Linked DNA regions of Homo sapiens: region 2 is linked to region 1. Evidence: read pairs that join two places in POLR2A ChIA-PET (ENCODE). Cell type or tissue: IMR-90. All regions are shown on one strand.

The links. Peaks named below come from ENCODE experiments on the same cell type or tissue, not always from the same donor. Only the 100,000 strongest peaks of a DNase experiment are listed, where the experiment ranks them.
Region 2: POLR2A ChIA-PET joins it to region 1 with 20 read pairs; 2 of 35 experiments call an interaction of 5 or more read pairs at or near these places.

The regions. Positions count from the first base shown.
Region 1 is chr3:142,206,708-142,214,707 of GRCh38, forward strand. It overlaps GK5 (glycerol kinase 5), which reads right to left. Exons shown (of 16, transcript NM_001039547.3): 3 at 6,819-6,894. Among named protein-coding and RNA genes, the nearest start is that of GK5, 15 kb to the right of the region's middle. In IMR-90, a CTCF peak has its summit at 4,510 (motif pointing left); a DNase peak (open chromatin) is centred at 3,174; H3K27ac peaks cover 443 bases.
Region 2 is chr3:142,377,618-142,385,617 of GRCh38, forward strand. XRN1 (5'-3' exoribonuclease 1) reads right to left here. Exons shown (of 41, transcript NM_001282857.2): 21 at 6,906-7,068; 22 at 5,683-5,796; 23 at 2,465-2,563. Among named protein-coding and RNA genes, the nearest start is that of XRN1, 66 kb to the right of the region's middle. In IMR-90, no CTCF peak of the experiment used is centred here; no DNase peak of the experiment used is centred here.

The DNA of each region.
Region 1 (8,000 bases):
TTCTCCCATTCCATGACTTGTTTTAGACAGTATCTCTGAGGGATTATCTAATCTCAACCCTATTCAATGGGTAAAATCTTTGGGAGGATCCACTATCGTTAATTTTGTTCTGTGTATAATTTGTGCTATTGGTTTATTGTTCACGTGTAAAATTGGAAAAATTATTCTTCAATCCAATCGTGATCAGCACCAACCTATGATTGCTACGGTTCATTTAAATCAGAGAAAAGGGGGAGATGTAGGGAGACCCCCTGAAACTATGGCTACAGAATAAAAGATGAAATGCTCCTGATTATTGTAAATACAAAATTGCATGTAGGACTGTGTAAAGACAATGCCAGGTTGGACTGCCAGAATGAGCCAACAGCGGGTGATGTGCTTCCCCCTGCAGAAAGCCTATGAATGGACATGCAGTCAGGGAGGTTTCACATCACCAAGATTCCTATCCCAGAAAAGCAGATGTTCATAGCTCTGGGAATGGAATGTGACCCTTGTGGAGAGCCTATAAACGGACGCATGAGGGGGGTGCCTATCCATATGGATAAGATAGGGCTATAAACGCCCTCATCTTGCCACGGCTCTTCTAGGCCTCTTTAGGGTTAAGACATACTCCCTTCTGAGAATTTCTGGTCTAACTGGTTGTCTAGCTTCACGTCCTGTTTCCATGGATTGTTTCTAACCAGCTTTTGTTGCAACTGTTACTGCTGATCAATATCTTGCTAATCATAGGTTATGGAAAGATTGTGTTTCTGTTTTAAGGCTCTGTTAGAAATTACTGATGCACACATTATATTGTAAATTCTTATCTCTGTATACTGTACTTCTACATACAAATGTACTGTACTTCTACATACAAATGTTATGTTAAAGAATTACTTCATCCCCATGTGACCATCTCACCTCATAATCAAATGACCCTAAATCTCTCACTAACCTACCCCCGCCCTCACTAAACTTAATAATAAATGCTGGTATATCCAGTGCATTGTTGGCACCGCAGGACCAGAAGGCGGTGACCCCCCTGGACCCAGCTTTCACTATCTTGTTTGTGTCTATTATTTCTCAACCTGCTGATCCACCTAGGAACAAAGAGAGAGCCCCGTTGTATTGCGGGCTGCTGGCCAGATCACGCAATATTCACTCTGTTGATAGGGTCCTGTTTTTCACCTTTATTAATGGAAATCGCAACATTTACCTAGATCATGAGCATGTTACTTCTTTTCGCTTTAGAGATCCAAATGGTCACCATTATCATGAGTACAAATCAGAGGAGTGATTTCCTATTGTTTTAGTCCTCAATCTTGGATGAAATTACAAATCAAACCTACCAAGATGCACACCTTCCACGTTACATGCTGCAGGTGGTTTTCTGAAGCCTAACTGCATATTAGATATCAATGACTAAATTTTTTCAGACATTTTTTAAATGCAAATTGCACATTATGTCAAATTAATTTTAACATAGCTTACTTATTATTTATAATTAAATTTAGGGTAATTTTTCTACTTTGGAGAGTTCCAATAGTTAAGAAAATTGAAAAATTAGTCATCATAAACAAATGAAAAAATAAATGTCCTTTGATATATAAAGTCCAATTTATCTATTTTTTATTTTGTTAACTGCTTTTGATGTCATTTAAGGAATCACTGCCAAATCCAAAGTCATGATGATTTTCTCCTGTTTTCTTCTAAGAGTTTTTAGTTTATAGTTTAAGCTTTTAAATGTAGGTCTTTGATGCATTTTGGGATTCATTTTTGTATATGGTATTAGGTAAGGGTCCAATTTAATTCTTTTGCATGTGAATGTTCAGTTTTCCCAGCACCATCTGTTGAAAAAACTATTCTTGTTCTGCTGGCTGGTCTTAGCACCTTTGTCAAAGATCAGATTGTGTTTGATAAAGATAAAATCTATTGATATATAATTCTTCAGAGCCATTCTACAACAGCACATACTTATACACTTAAATCTGATGTTCAATCACTGGTTTCAGCAAAAATTTATAAGCCAATTTGTACCAGGAGTTGGGTACACAGCTATGAACAGAGACACACAGCACTTTTGCCCTGATGACTGTACTTTCTACCAGGGAATGTAAACAAATAATCAATTACTCAGTTGCTCACTTACAGCTGGAATACGCCCTATAAAGGATAAATAGAGGCCGGGCGTGGTGGCTCACGCCTGTAATCCCAGCACTTTAGGAGGCCGAGGAAGGCGGATCACGAGGTCAGGAAATCGAGACCATCCTGGCTAACATGGTGAAACCCCGTCTCTACTAAAAATACAAAAAATTAGCCGAGCGCGGTGGCGGGCACCTGTAGTCCCAGCTCCTCGGGAGGCTGAGGCAGGAGAATGGCGTGAACTCGGGAGGCAGAGCTTGCAGTGAGCCGAGATAGCACCACTGCACTCCAGCCTGGGCAAAAGAGTGAGACTCCGCCTCAAAAAAAAAAAAATGGATAAATAGAGGTGCCATGAGAGTATTTAACAGATGGCCCCTGTGTGGTGGTCAGTGAAGGCTTCAGAAATGGCAATGGATCTCAGCTCTGAAGGATAAGAAGGAATCAGAAGTATGAACATTCCCAACAAAATGTGCTATATGTTCAAATGTCCTAGAGCAAGATAAAGCGTGTCTTAGAGGAACTGAATGGCTAGTGTGGCTGAAAAGCAGTGAGGGGGAGAGACAAAATCACAAGATGAAAGTGGCATCATTAATTTATAACATAGAACAAGACAATCTAGAATACTGATTTTTCAAGTAATAGCATACATTCCAATATTCACTCAGCACTGACCTGGGTTTATTTTATCTCTATCAACAAAAAAAGGAAAAATGAAGGAAAAGTATAAATGGCAATGTTGTAAATTAATTGTCTTAAACCCTTCTAACACTTTACATCATTCTGTGGCTCTTAATATATTTTAAGTCATAAGTATTTGGTAAGACTCATTAATGTAAGTATCAAATACTACAATAAAAATCTATTTTGTGCAATGGGAATATAGAGTAATTTGTGTACCTATATAATGAGATTGTAAATTAGGGCTGGTATTCTTATTCATCTGTATACGCAGTGCAGCCCCCAGCACGGTGCATTACTCCCTGTGAGCCCTCAAACAGTTATGAGTGAATCCAGGCTCCCATGACTCACAGTTTGTGTTGCTAATTGGCACACACCCTGATCTGAAGTTAGCTGGCAGAAATCTCCCAAGAGACATTGACTAAAGAAACAAAACAGCTCGTGATTTTTTTTTTTTAGAACAAAAGGAATTTAAAAGAACCAAAATGGAAGTGTTATCAGTTAGAGTTATTTTAGAAAGCAGGCTAAACACACCACTTTTTGAATATATTGGAAAAAAAGCTTAACCTGAAGAACATGAAGAAAGCTCAAAGACTGAAAAAAGTTCGTAAGTTTCCTGGTCCCTAACAGGGGGATGGGGGAGAGATAGGGAGAAAAACAAAAAGAAAGTTCAAAGTTTTAGACCTCCTGACAGCAACTGTGAGGAAAATAATGTTTCTATGGCCATGAGGACAGAAATGCACCATGGATGCAGGAGGAAAAAAACAACAAGCTGGGAGGAGGAGCTGCTGGCCAGGACTGGAACGAACAATAGGTTTTTCCACAGGATCTAGTCTGTCTCTCCTTTTCTCTCACAAATGAACAATTAGTGCTTCTGGCTGGCCCTGTGCTGTGCCCATCTGTGTTGTGTCCCGGCTGTTTGCTAGGGCTCTTGTGGAATCTGTCAGCATCATACACCACATTGGCTCCCTGGGGCCCAATGAGCAGAATAGGCTCCGCTCCATTATTTTAATGTAAAAGAAGCACAAAGGCTTTCAGTCTTTCTTCAAAAAATATCCACTATTTCAGTTTCTACAAGCAAAGAATGTTCCCAAAACTCATGAAAGAATACAAACATTTCAAAAAAGAAAAAAGGACAGCCAAGATAAAAAACTCACAATGAATTGCTTTAGGAAGAAGTCTTATCCCTCTACAACACCACCACCACCAGTAAGGAAAGTGAACTGTCTTGAAATCTAACTCTTCTATTCCTTCTAATGGTGATGTATAGTCCTAGCATCAGACAAAAACTCTGCTTCCTAATATTCCGACCTTACTGTCATGAGTGATATGGTAGCCAGGTCCTGATGAAAGCAATCACTGGGGCCAATGGCCAAGTGAATATGACACATCCAATCAGTTCTTTCCCTGAGAATACTCCTCCCTCCACTTTCATCCATCCACTTCCCAGATTAGCGTTGGTCCTGCTTTGCTGGCTTTTTCTTCCCTGACTCACTTTAAATTTGGTGGGAGCAGGGACCCGCAGTCCAAATCCTTAGCTTGCTTTTCTTTTCTCCACATAATCTCTACCAGAGAACACACCTATTTTTTGAGACTTCATCTACACCAATGGTTCCAAATTGGGGATGTCCCCAGGGGACGTTCAGCAATGTTTTGAGACATTTATGGTTGGTACAAATGGTGGTGAGGTGGGCTGGGGTGCTACTGACATCTAGTGGGTAGAGGCCAGGGATGCTGCTGAACAGCTGCAACACCACAGGACGGTCCCCATGACAACGAATTATTCAGCTCAAAATGTCAACAGGGTCACTAAGATTAGATACCTTATCTGTACAGGTAAGTTTAATTCATTCACCCCTTCATCTGACAATATACTACTGTATAAGATTTATTTAAGATTTGCCATAACCAAGGCCAGTGCTGGGGAGTGGAGTAAGCACAGAGGAACTGCAGATGTAGGCATCAATCTGAGATGCAGCATGTCCTGAAAAAAAAGAGTACTGGGCCGAGCATGGTGGCTCACGCCTGTAATCCCAGCGCTTTGGGACGCCAAGGCAGGCAGATCACTTGAGGCTCAGAGTTCAAGAACAGTCTAGGCAACATGGTGAGACTCCATCTCTATAAAAATTTTAAAAATTAGCCAGCCATAGTGTGGTACACACCTATAGTCCTAGCTACTTGGGAGGCTGATGTGGGAGGATCCCTTGAGCCCACGAGTTCGAGGCTGCAGTGAGCTATGATCGTGCCACTGCACTCCAGCCTAGGTAGCAAAGTGAAGACCTCATCCCCCAAAAATGAAAATAAAAAGATCCTATCTGATGGAGATGTGCTATGCCTCAGTCCAAGTTAAACCAATGTTCTAGTCACCTCTGAGATATCTCCACATTCACACGTCCAAAACCAAACATTTTATCATTTTTCCTTCTACCTACTCTCACTACTACCCAGCCCATTCCTCCTTACATTCTCTATGATTTCTATCATACAGCCCAAACATCAAGGCCAGCAGTATTGGTAAATTCAAATTTCTTCTTCCTGCCCAATACTGAATTAGAAGCCAAGTCCTTGTGAATTCACCCTAATTATATTTTTCAGATTCATCTTTTCCCCCTCTGCTCACTTTTCTTTCCCACTGCCCAAGCTCAAGATGTCCTTTGGAGCCTAATGCTTTAACAAAAACACATTTTACAGTGGTGTGTGTGGGTACGTGGGCGGGGGGATTTTGGGGGAGGGAATGTGGGTGTGTGTTTAAACCAAGACACAGAGAAACACATGCTAGCTGGGGGAGGTGGCTGAGGTGGAAGAATTGCTTGAGCCAAGGAATTCGAGACCAGCTTGGCAATATGGTGAAACCCCGTCTCTACAAAAAATACAAAAAAATTAGCCAGGCATATTGGAGTGCACCTGTAGTCCCAGCTACTCAGGAGGCTAAGGCGGGAGGATTACCTGAGCCTGGGAAGTTGAGGCTGCAGTGAGCTGTAATCATGCCACTACACTCCAGCCTGGGTAACAGAGTAAGACCCTGTCTCAAGAAAAAAGAAAAAGAAAAAGAAAGAAACATGTTGAAGGCAATATGGGGATAGTATAAAGAACATACGCTTCTGAGTCAAAAAGACAATTTAGAATCTTGGCTCTATTTGCTCCCTGAGCAACCCTGAACAACTTATTTCTCTGTAAAAACAGATATGATGCCTAAATTATAGGTTTGTTGTAAGGATAATGGAACTTGGGACTGTCACAGATGTTTACTATACAGTAGCTATTACAATATTATAACTGTGTTTAGAGTATATATGCCTCATATGCTATAGACAAATATTTTCTTTTTTTTTTCTTTTTTTTTTTTTGAGACGGAGTCTCGCTGTCGCCCAGGCTGGAGTGCAGTGGCGCAATCTCGGCTCACTGCAGGCTCCGCCCCCTGGGGTTCACGCCATTCTCCTGCCTCAGCCTCCCGAGTAGCTGGGACTACAGGCGCTCGCCACCTCGCCCGGCTAATTTTTTGTATTTTTAGTAGAGACGGGGTTTCACCGTGTTAGCCAGGATGGTCTCGATCTCCTGACCTCGTGATCCGCCCACCTCGGCCTCCCAAAGTGCTGGGATTACAGGCGTGAGCCACCGCTCCTGGCCGCTATAGACAAATATTAAATTTAGAGTAGACTGAAAATATAAACCATAGTACAGTACTGTGTTTCTGAAATTTGTGAGTTTCCTCTGACTCTTTTTAGGTATAATTTTTTAGATCTTTGATCTATGCTTGTTTGAAAAGCTAACTTACCCGAAAGAAAGAAATGGATAATTTTAATGACAGTTAAGTCTTTTTGTGGTATTATATAATATAAGTCAAGCCCAAATGACATGCAGTGAGCATACAAGCCAGAAAGCAGGCACATTTCATCCCTCTTAACCAAACGAAACTATTCTCAATTCAGAAAGTTAAAACTCCCCAAAGAGATTTCATAACCGTGTACTCACTGTGGCATGAACCCAGCAGTAGGGTGCTTATCACAGAATGTACTTACTTGTTCCACGTAATAAAAGTTGCTCTCTGTGTTGAAATGCCAAGACCAACAATTTGATTCATCTGTATTCCTGCAGCTAAAAGTAAAGATGGATAAAACACATGTTTTAAAGCCAGTGATATTTTTCTTTATAATATTACAATATAGAAAAAGAAATCCAATATAATCTTTAAGAAAAATACCTGGGTTTAGCATTCTAACAAAACAACTGGAATTAACAAATAAAGCATTACTAAGATGATTCTGCAGCATTTTTTTTTTACTTGAAGAAAACAAAGGTTGTTTCTTGTTTTTTGTTTTTGTGTTTTTTGTTTTGAGACAAAGTGTCACTCTGTTGCCCAGGCTGCAGTGCAGTGGCACAATCTTGGCTCACTGCAATCTCTGCCTCCCGGGTTCAAGCAATTCTCCTGCCTCAGCCTCCCAAATAGCTGGGATTATAGGTGTGCACCACCCTGCCTGGCTAATTTTTTGTATTTTTAGTAGAGACAGGGTTTTACCATGTTGGCCAGCCTGGTCTCAAACTCCTGACCTCGGGTGATCCGCCCACCTTGGCCTCCCAAAGTGCTGGGATTACAGGTGTGAGCCACTGTGCCCGGCCTTAAAGGTTGTTTCTGAATAACAAAGTAGCTTTTTTTGTTTTAGGTGCTGGGAAAAAAACAAATACTATTCAAAGTATGTCAGATTTATTTTTTCTTGGTAATAATAAGATTGGATCTTAATTTAAGCAATGATCAATCATAATAGAAGCTGGTTAATGACAATAAAGGAAAACTCTCAAGGAAAGTAGTCTAATTATTGAAGCTGAGACCTTATTTTCAACACAAACTGATGCCAGGATGCAAACAAAAATATTGACTTTTTGGTCCAAATTTCTTAAAATATAGCAACTCGAGTATTTTTTGTGATATTCTTTAAAAATCTATTTATCCCACCGGGAAAATCTGGGACAACTTCAATTTGAGCATTGAGAAAAACACATCAACTCCCATATAGTATTCCAAAGTTATTCAACCTGAATCTAACTGGGAGGAAACAATCAGAAAACCTCAAAATGAGGGACACTCTACTAAACTGGCTTGTACTTTTGAAAATTGCCAATGTCATAAGAATGTGCTCTAGATGAAAGGAGCCTAAGCCGACTGACAGCTAAATGCAATGCCTCCTCTTTGGCTGGGTTCTAGA
Region 2 (8,000 bases), 170 kb after region 1:
CCTTTTGAGAAATAATGGGTTTTGCTATAATTTAAGATTCATTAAAACCATCACAAACATCCTAGAAAATATAAAATAAGTAGCTGAGAATGTTGTGGTAAAAAAAGAAGTCAGCTTGAGTGAAAGTTAAACGTATGTAAAGAGAAAGAAACAACACTGTACACTATCATACAACAGGACAGGCTCTTCTAGATCTAGAAAAAGCCAGGGATGAAGGAACACAAGTTATTTAACCTTCACTGATTCCCAGTACAAAGCTCCAGCTACTTTATCTAAAGAGCCACTCTCCTGGTTTCATGACTGCTGTCTAAATTTGTTCTTCAAATGGCACCAGATGGTAAGATTTTAGGGATGACTGCCTTCCATACATAAAGTTTCCTCATGGGTGTGCTGATACATAATGCCTTAAATTCATTTCACAGGATATAAAGCTTTATATTTTACTATTAGTGGAAAAAAAAAGGCTAAGTAGCAATAGCTGGTTGATTGTGAATTAATTTTAGCTAAGTTAATTATCCAACCAATCAATAAGAACAAATGACAGATATCAGAACCTTCCCTCTGTTTTAACAGGAGAAAGGAAAGCCACTGGAAATTTTTGGTGAGAAAGTCCTAAAAAAGATGCTGTTAACTTAAATGCAATTTTCCAATATTCTTGAGGGTTGAGACTGTTCATTCTTAGCTGAGTGGATACATACAGCTTTTGCAGAAAGGCCATTTGTCACTTCCAACTAAAAATGCAGGTGCTGAATTGTTATGAAAGGTTTAACAGAAAACACAAAAAATAGAAGGATAAATCCTAGAATTATCTTCAGAGAAATAAATGAAGATATTCCATTCACTGTAAGAACAAGATGCTATATATAGCCAGAGAATAAGGACACACTTTTAGAAATTAAAATGATTAAATCAAATAGAAATTTTAAATGATAAACAATAAAGTTGAATGAATTTCCCAAAGTAGAACAGAAGTATAACAATATAGGAAATGGATGAGGAGAGATAAAACTAAGAAGATCAATCCAGAAGGTCTAAGATTGAACTAAAAGGATTCCCAGAAATAGAAAGCAGGAAAAAAATAGTGAGGAGAAAATTATCAAAGAAATAATACAAGAAAGTTTCTCAGAATGGAAGGGCATCAGTTGCAAGCCTGAAAGAGCTGAACAGGAGAAGGGAAGAAAAAAGATCCATACCAAGGCACACATCCTCACATTATTAAAAAGCACCAGTAAGGGAAAGGTGCTAAAAAGATTTCAGAAAATGAAAATAGATCACATACAGAAATTCAGAATCAGAATGGCACAGGATTTATCAACAACAATATGGAAACGAGAAGAGAATGGAACAGTGGTTTCAAAATTCTGAGGGAAGGCCAGGTGTTGTGGCTCACACCTGTAATCCCAGCACTTTGGGAGGCCGAGGCAGGCAGATCACTTGAGGTCAGGGGTTTGAGACCAACATGGTGAAACCCCATCTCTACTAAAAAAAAAAAAAAATACAAAATTTAGCCGGGCATGGTGGTGGGTGCCTGTAATCCCAGCTACTTGGGAGGCTGAGGCAGGAGAATCACTTGAACCAGGGAGGCAGAGGTTGCACTGAGCCAAGATCGTGCCACTGCACTCCAGCCTGGATGACAGAGCGAAACTCTGTCTCACAAAAAGAAAAAACCAAAACCAAAACCAAAACAAAATTCTGAGGGAAAATAATCTCTAATCTAGGATTCTACACCCAGGCAAACTATCAATCAAGTGTAGGAGAAGAATAAAGACATCTCCAGACATGCAAGTTTTCTCAGAAGCTACTGGAGTAAGTGCTCCATCAAAATGGAGATATAAATCAGAAAGAACGAGGCATGAGAGTCAGAAAATGAAGCTGGTTGATTGCGAATTAATTTTAGCTAATTATCCAACCAATCAATAAGAACAAATGACAGATATCAGAACCTTCCCTCTATTTTAACAAGAGAAAAGAACGCCAGTGGAATTTTTTGGTGAGAAGGTCCTGAAAAAGATGCTGTTAACTTAAATGCATTTTTCCAATATTCTTTAGGATTGAGACTGTTCATTCTTAGCTGAAGAGATACATACAGCCTTTGCAGAAAGGCCATTTGTCACTTGCAACTAAAAATGCAGGCTCTGAATTATTATGAAAGGTTTAAAACACCTAAATCTGTTCCCAGAGGGTGTGCTAATCAATGTGCCTCTTATAAGCTTGAACACAATAATCCATAACAATCACTATGGATTAATAACGGGATTTCAGTGATTTCCCCCCACAAAGATCTACATGAAGTTTTGAGCACAGATTCCACACTTATTTTTAAATACCAGATGCAACTGGGAGAGAGAATCTAATCATTATTAAATAAAATATCTGAAATAAATTCAAAGGAGGTGGCAAAAATATCCTAATATTTTAAAAGTTTATCAATTCTAAATGAAACAATACAAACTACTGTACTCACATGCTGGTTCTGTATTAAAGCATCAAGATTGGGTTCACATGGAATGCTGAAAATCACACGAATCCTACCTTCTGTAATCACATCACCTGAATCCTGAACCTTAGAAGAAAAAAAAATCACAGTATAGTCTCTTTCAGTACATTTTATTTTTTAACTTATTTGAACACTATTATTTTTGAAATACAGTATGACAAGTTGGATAGTGGAAATTCTCTTGAAATTTGTTAAGTGGGTATGAAAATACTGTAAATTTGAGTCACTGTATCGTTGCTTTAATGGTTAACTTCTTTTGAGACAGGATCTATAATACTATAAATTTGAGTCACTGTATCATTGCTTTAATGGTTGTTAATTTGTTTTTTCTTGTTTTCTTTTTGACAGGATCTCATTCTGTCAGACGAGATCAGGTGCGTTCAGGGTGGTATGGCCGTAGACAGGATCTCGCTCTGTCATTCAGGCTAAAGTGGTGGGATCACAGCTCACTGCAACCTTGAACTCTTGGGCTCAAGTAATCTTCCTGCCTTGGTCTCCCCAAAGTGGTAAGATAATAGGTGTAAGCCACTGCACCTGGACAATCATTTTTTTTTTTGGCAACAGGGTCTTGCTCTGTCATCTAGGCTGGAGTGTAGTGGCACTATCATGGCTTGCCGACTTGCTGCACTTGCCTTCCTGGGCTCAAACAATCTTCCCACCTCAGCCTCTCAAGCAGCTGGAGCTACAGGTATGCACCACTAAGCTCAATTATTTGCAGAGATGGGATTTTGCCATGTTGCCCAGGCTGGTCTCAAACTCCTGTGCTCAACCAATTTCCCCACGCCCGCCTTGGCCTCTCAATGTGCTGGGATTACAGGTGTGTGCCACTGTGCTTGGCCCAATCATTCTTTTTTAAATTAACTTTTTATTTGCAAATAATTTCAAAGTACCAAAAAGTTGCAAAAAAAAAAAAAAGTGGAGGTTGCAGTGAGCCCAGATCATGCCACTGCATTCTATCCTGGGTAATAGAGCGAGACTCTGTCTCCAAAAAAAAAAAGAAAGAAAGAAAAGAAAAAAAATTTATCCAGATTCACCTGTTGTTAGCATTGTAAAACAAATGCCTTTAACTTTTGTGTACTATGTGTGTATTTACTTATACATAGTTATCTTTCTGAACCCCTTGAGTATATATTACATACATCATGTCCCTGACCTCAATATTTCAGTGTGTATTTCCTAAGATAGATATTTTACTATATAATCACAGTACAGTTATTAAGTATATAAATTTACATTGACATAATACTTTCATCTAAGCTACCATCTATATTCCAATTTTGTCAGTTGACCAAATAATGTCCTTTATAGAACTATTTTCTTCCTTTATTACAAGATCCAGATTAGGATCAGATATTGCATTTAATTGTCATATCTCTTTAGCATCCTTTAATCTAAAATGTATCCACTGCCTTTTTTTGTTTTTATAACACTGACCTTTTAAGTTATTGCTTTTTTTTTTTTTTTTTTTTTTAAGATAGAGTCTCACTGTGTCATCAAGGCTGGAGTGCAGTGGTATGATCTTGGTTCACCACAACCTCTGTCTCCCAGGTTCAAGCAATTCTTATTCTCAGCCTCCCAAGTAGCTGAGATTACATGCATATGCCACCATACCCAGCTAATTTTTATAATTTTAGCAGAGATGAGGTTTCGCTGTGTTGGCCAGCCTGGTCTCGAACTCCTGGCCTCAAGTGATTGCCTATCTTGGCCTCCCAAAGTGCTGGGATTACAGGAGTGAGCCACCATACCCAGCCAACATTGACATTTTGAAGAATATATAATTTGTCCCTCCCTCTCCAACCTGCCTTTTAAAAACAAAACAAAACAAAAAAACAGTTCCTTATTTTGGGTTTGTTTGATGCTTCCACATAATTAGGTTATGGTAGTACATTCACAGCCAGAATACTGCATAGGTGATGTGTCCTCCAAAGGGTATTACATCTGGAGGTACACAATGTTCATCTGTCCTTTAATGCGATGCTAACTTTGATTATACCATTAATATGTTGCTCAATTTTTTTCCTGCATAATTACAGTTTTCGTTTCCCTTGCAGCTAATAAATAATCTGTAGGAGATACATTCTAAGACCATGCAAATATCCTGCTCCTGATTTAAAAAAAAAATGCCCCCTAGATTTAGTTCCCAAAGATGATTCTTACATGATTCAATCTTTATCATAATGGTTGCACAATGGTTTTTCAACTGCAGCACTCTCTCCAAATTTACTTCTTACATGCTACTACAGACAAGAGACCTTCCTTTCCCTATTTATCTTTTTACTGTCACTACGGAATCATGAATTCCTGTTTTCCCCCCAGTGGTTTATAATTAACTACTGAATTTAATTATTTTGTCACTCAAAGTATCCAAGATTTGGGCAGTGGTAGTACCCTCAACCTGGTTCCTGTGTTTACATGACATACTCCCACCATTCTTCTGAGCACCTCCTTACTTTCTGACATAACAAGATGTTCCAGGTTCATCTTGTATCTTCCCTGCCCCAGATCCAGAATCAGCAATTTCTCTGAGAAGCCCTGTTCCTTTTAGTGAGTTATGAAATTAGACGTCAAGATCTGGGTGGTACATGTGCTCATTGTGCTAAGGTGTCTTTGCTTCTTATTCCTTTCAGCAAATAGAGCTAGAAACATATGCATACGTGTATATATATATACACATATATATGTGCCTATATACACAGATATACAAACATATATACATATTTTAGAAACCAAGAGTTCACACTAATACTTCCAAATCTGTCCCTATAGGTTCTTTCTTGCTTTCTCTCCTTCCATATTTGCATGTACCTTTTTCCATTTAAGAACCAAAGTTCCTCAAATATGAACGCATTTACAAATTCACTCAAGCCTATTACATGTCTAAAATAGTTACAAAATCGTTTCATCCATACCACTACAATAAACAAAACTGCTAAAAAAAAAGAGATCAGGATTTGAACACACCACCTCTTGATCCTAATCTGCTCAAGACTAAAAGTATATGGTCTTTAGTCTTAGATATATAGTATTTAGATATATAAGTCAAACACTGTGTTCATAAGTTACATGGATAAATTCTTTATTTTTTCCCTTCATTATTATATTTTAATTTAAACCTAAATGAAGAGAAGTTAAGTAACTGCTTTAAACTAGAGAAAAATGTATCAGTAACAATAATGGAAACTAACTTCTCCAGTGCAGCCATAATAGGGAGTTCCCAGCATAAAGACCATACTTCTCAGAGGAAACAAATCATCCAATGTTTTGATATTGGAGAAACGGGAGTCGAAAGCTCGGATGTCCTACATAAAATAAAAGTAAATAATCTTAGTCATAATTTCTATAGATTGCGTATCAAGTTTTTTTCCTATGGGATTATGACTATGCTGTTTGCAAATGTCAATGTGAAGATTTTTCTACATAATGCCAAGAGCTAAAATTTGTTGACTGGTTATATGGCAGGCACCCTTCTATGTGCTTCACACATTTATTGAGTTCATTTAATCCTCATGACAAACCTCTGTGGCAGAGACCATTATTAGCCTCACTTTACAGATGACAAAACTGGGGCACAGAAAGGGGATGAATCTTGTCCAAGGTCATGCAGCTAAGAAGCCAACTCAGGCAGCCAGTGTTCTTAAGTCACTTAATCACTACACTGTACTATAACACCCCAAATTACAGGATCGCTACATACTTAAAAAAATTTTTGTCCTCTTATCGTATCTAAGATTATAAATGCAAAAATAAAATGCCTTTTACATTTATAAGATTTAAGGCAAACATTTTTGAAGAATAAAAATATAAAATTCAAGGGTGTAAGTTAATGGTGGGATTTTTTCTTTTAGAGTCTAAGTCCTTAAAAAAAACCATAAAAGGCTGGGCGCAGTGGCTCACGCCTGTAATCTCAGCACTTTGGGAGGCCGAGGTGGGTGGATCACGAGGTCAGGAGATTGAGACCATCCTGGCTAACATGGTGAAACCCCATCTCCACTAAAAAATACCAAAAAATTAGCCAGGTGTGCTGGCGGGCACCTGTAGTCCCAGCTACTCGGGAAGCTGTGGCAGGAGAATGGCGTGAACCCAGAAGGCGGAGCCTGCAGTGAGCCGAGATGGCGCCACTGCACTCCAGCCCGGGCAACAGAGCGAGACTCTGTCTCAAAAAAAAAAAAAGAAAAAAAAAAAAGCATACGAAAGCATAAAAGACAAGTTTCCTAACTATATATACTGAGTGTCTGAGCATGTAATACTTCTTACAAATAATAAGTTATTTTGTAAATTATATTAAATGATAATCTCTATTATACATTGCTGAATTAGTCTATTTATATTAACATATCTTTTCATTATACAGTGAATAGTGTATTAATAGTGTATATTAAGACAGAATTGAAACTTGATATAGACTTACCTTGACAATAGTTTGATAAACAAAAGGAACAACTTGTTTTGACCACTGTTTCTCTAGACGAACTTCACCATTTTGATTTATTTGATATTTACGACCTGTGAGTAACTGAGCATACACAACTGCAGATGTTTCATTTATTATTATTCCTTTTCTTCTCAGGTAGCTAAAATAAAGAATAAACATGAAATATACATATGAATGAGTATGCAGATATTCTAGGACGATAATCGTCAACTATCGTAAACTATCAACTCATAATCAAGTGTGTAAATAAACTTTAAATAAATACGCTAGCAGTTCCAGGTACCTAACTTGAGACTTTTTGCATTATTTATTTTACTCTGTGGGTACTTCTCCAACTGTCTCTGTGATTAAATAAGAACTCATAGAGCTATACAAAACTCCTGTTCTCACATCCACTAGGATCGTTATAATTAAAAAACAGGGAAAAAAATAAGTTTTGGTGATGACATGGAAAAACTGGAACATCTGTACATTACTGGTGGGACTGTAAAATGGTGCAGCTGTTGTGGAAAACGGTTTGGCAGTTCCTCAAAAAGCAACATATAATTAACACATGACCCAACAATTCTAAGCATTCCAACCCCCCCGGATTGGAAACAGGTACTCAAACAAATATTGATACACAAATGATCATAGCACCACTATTCAAATAGCCAAAAGGTAGAAACAATCCAAATGTTCATAAATGAACAAATGGATAAACAAACAGTGGCATATCCATACAATGGAATATTATTCAGCCATAAAGAGGAATAAGCACTGACACATGCTACAATGTGTATGAACTTCGAAAGCATGCTAAATGAAAGAAGCCTGATACAAAAGGCCATATATCATATGATTCCATTTATATGAAACATCTAAAATAGGTAAATCCATGAAGACAGAAAATAGATTGGGGGTTGCCAGGAGTATGTGATGGCTTTTCCAATCTAAAGTAATTCAGACAGCCTCCTAGTTTTTTAGATAAAAGTTTACTGGAACATAGTTATCCATTTACTTCCTGTCTATGGCTGCTTTTGCGCTACATGGTAAAGTTGAGTAGTTGTGACAGACATTGTAAAGTCTACA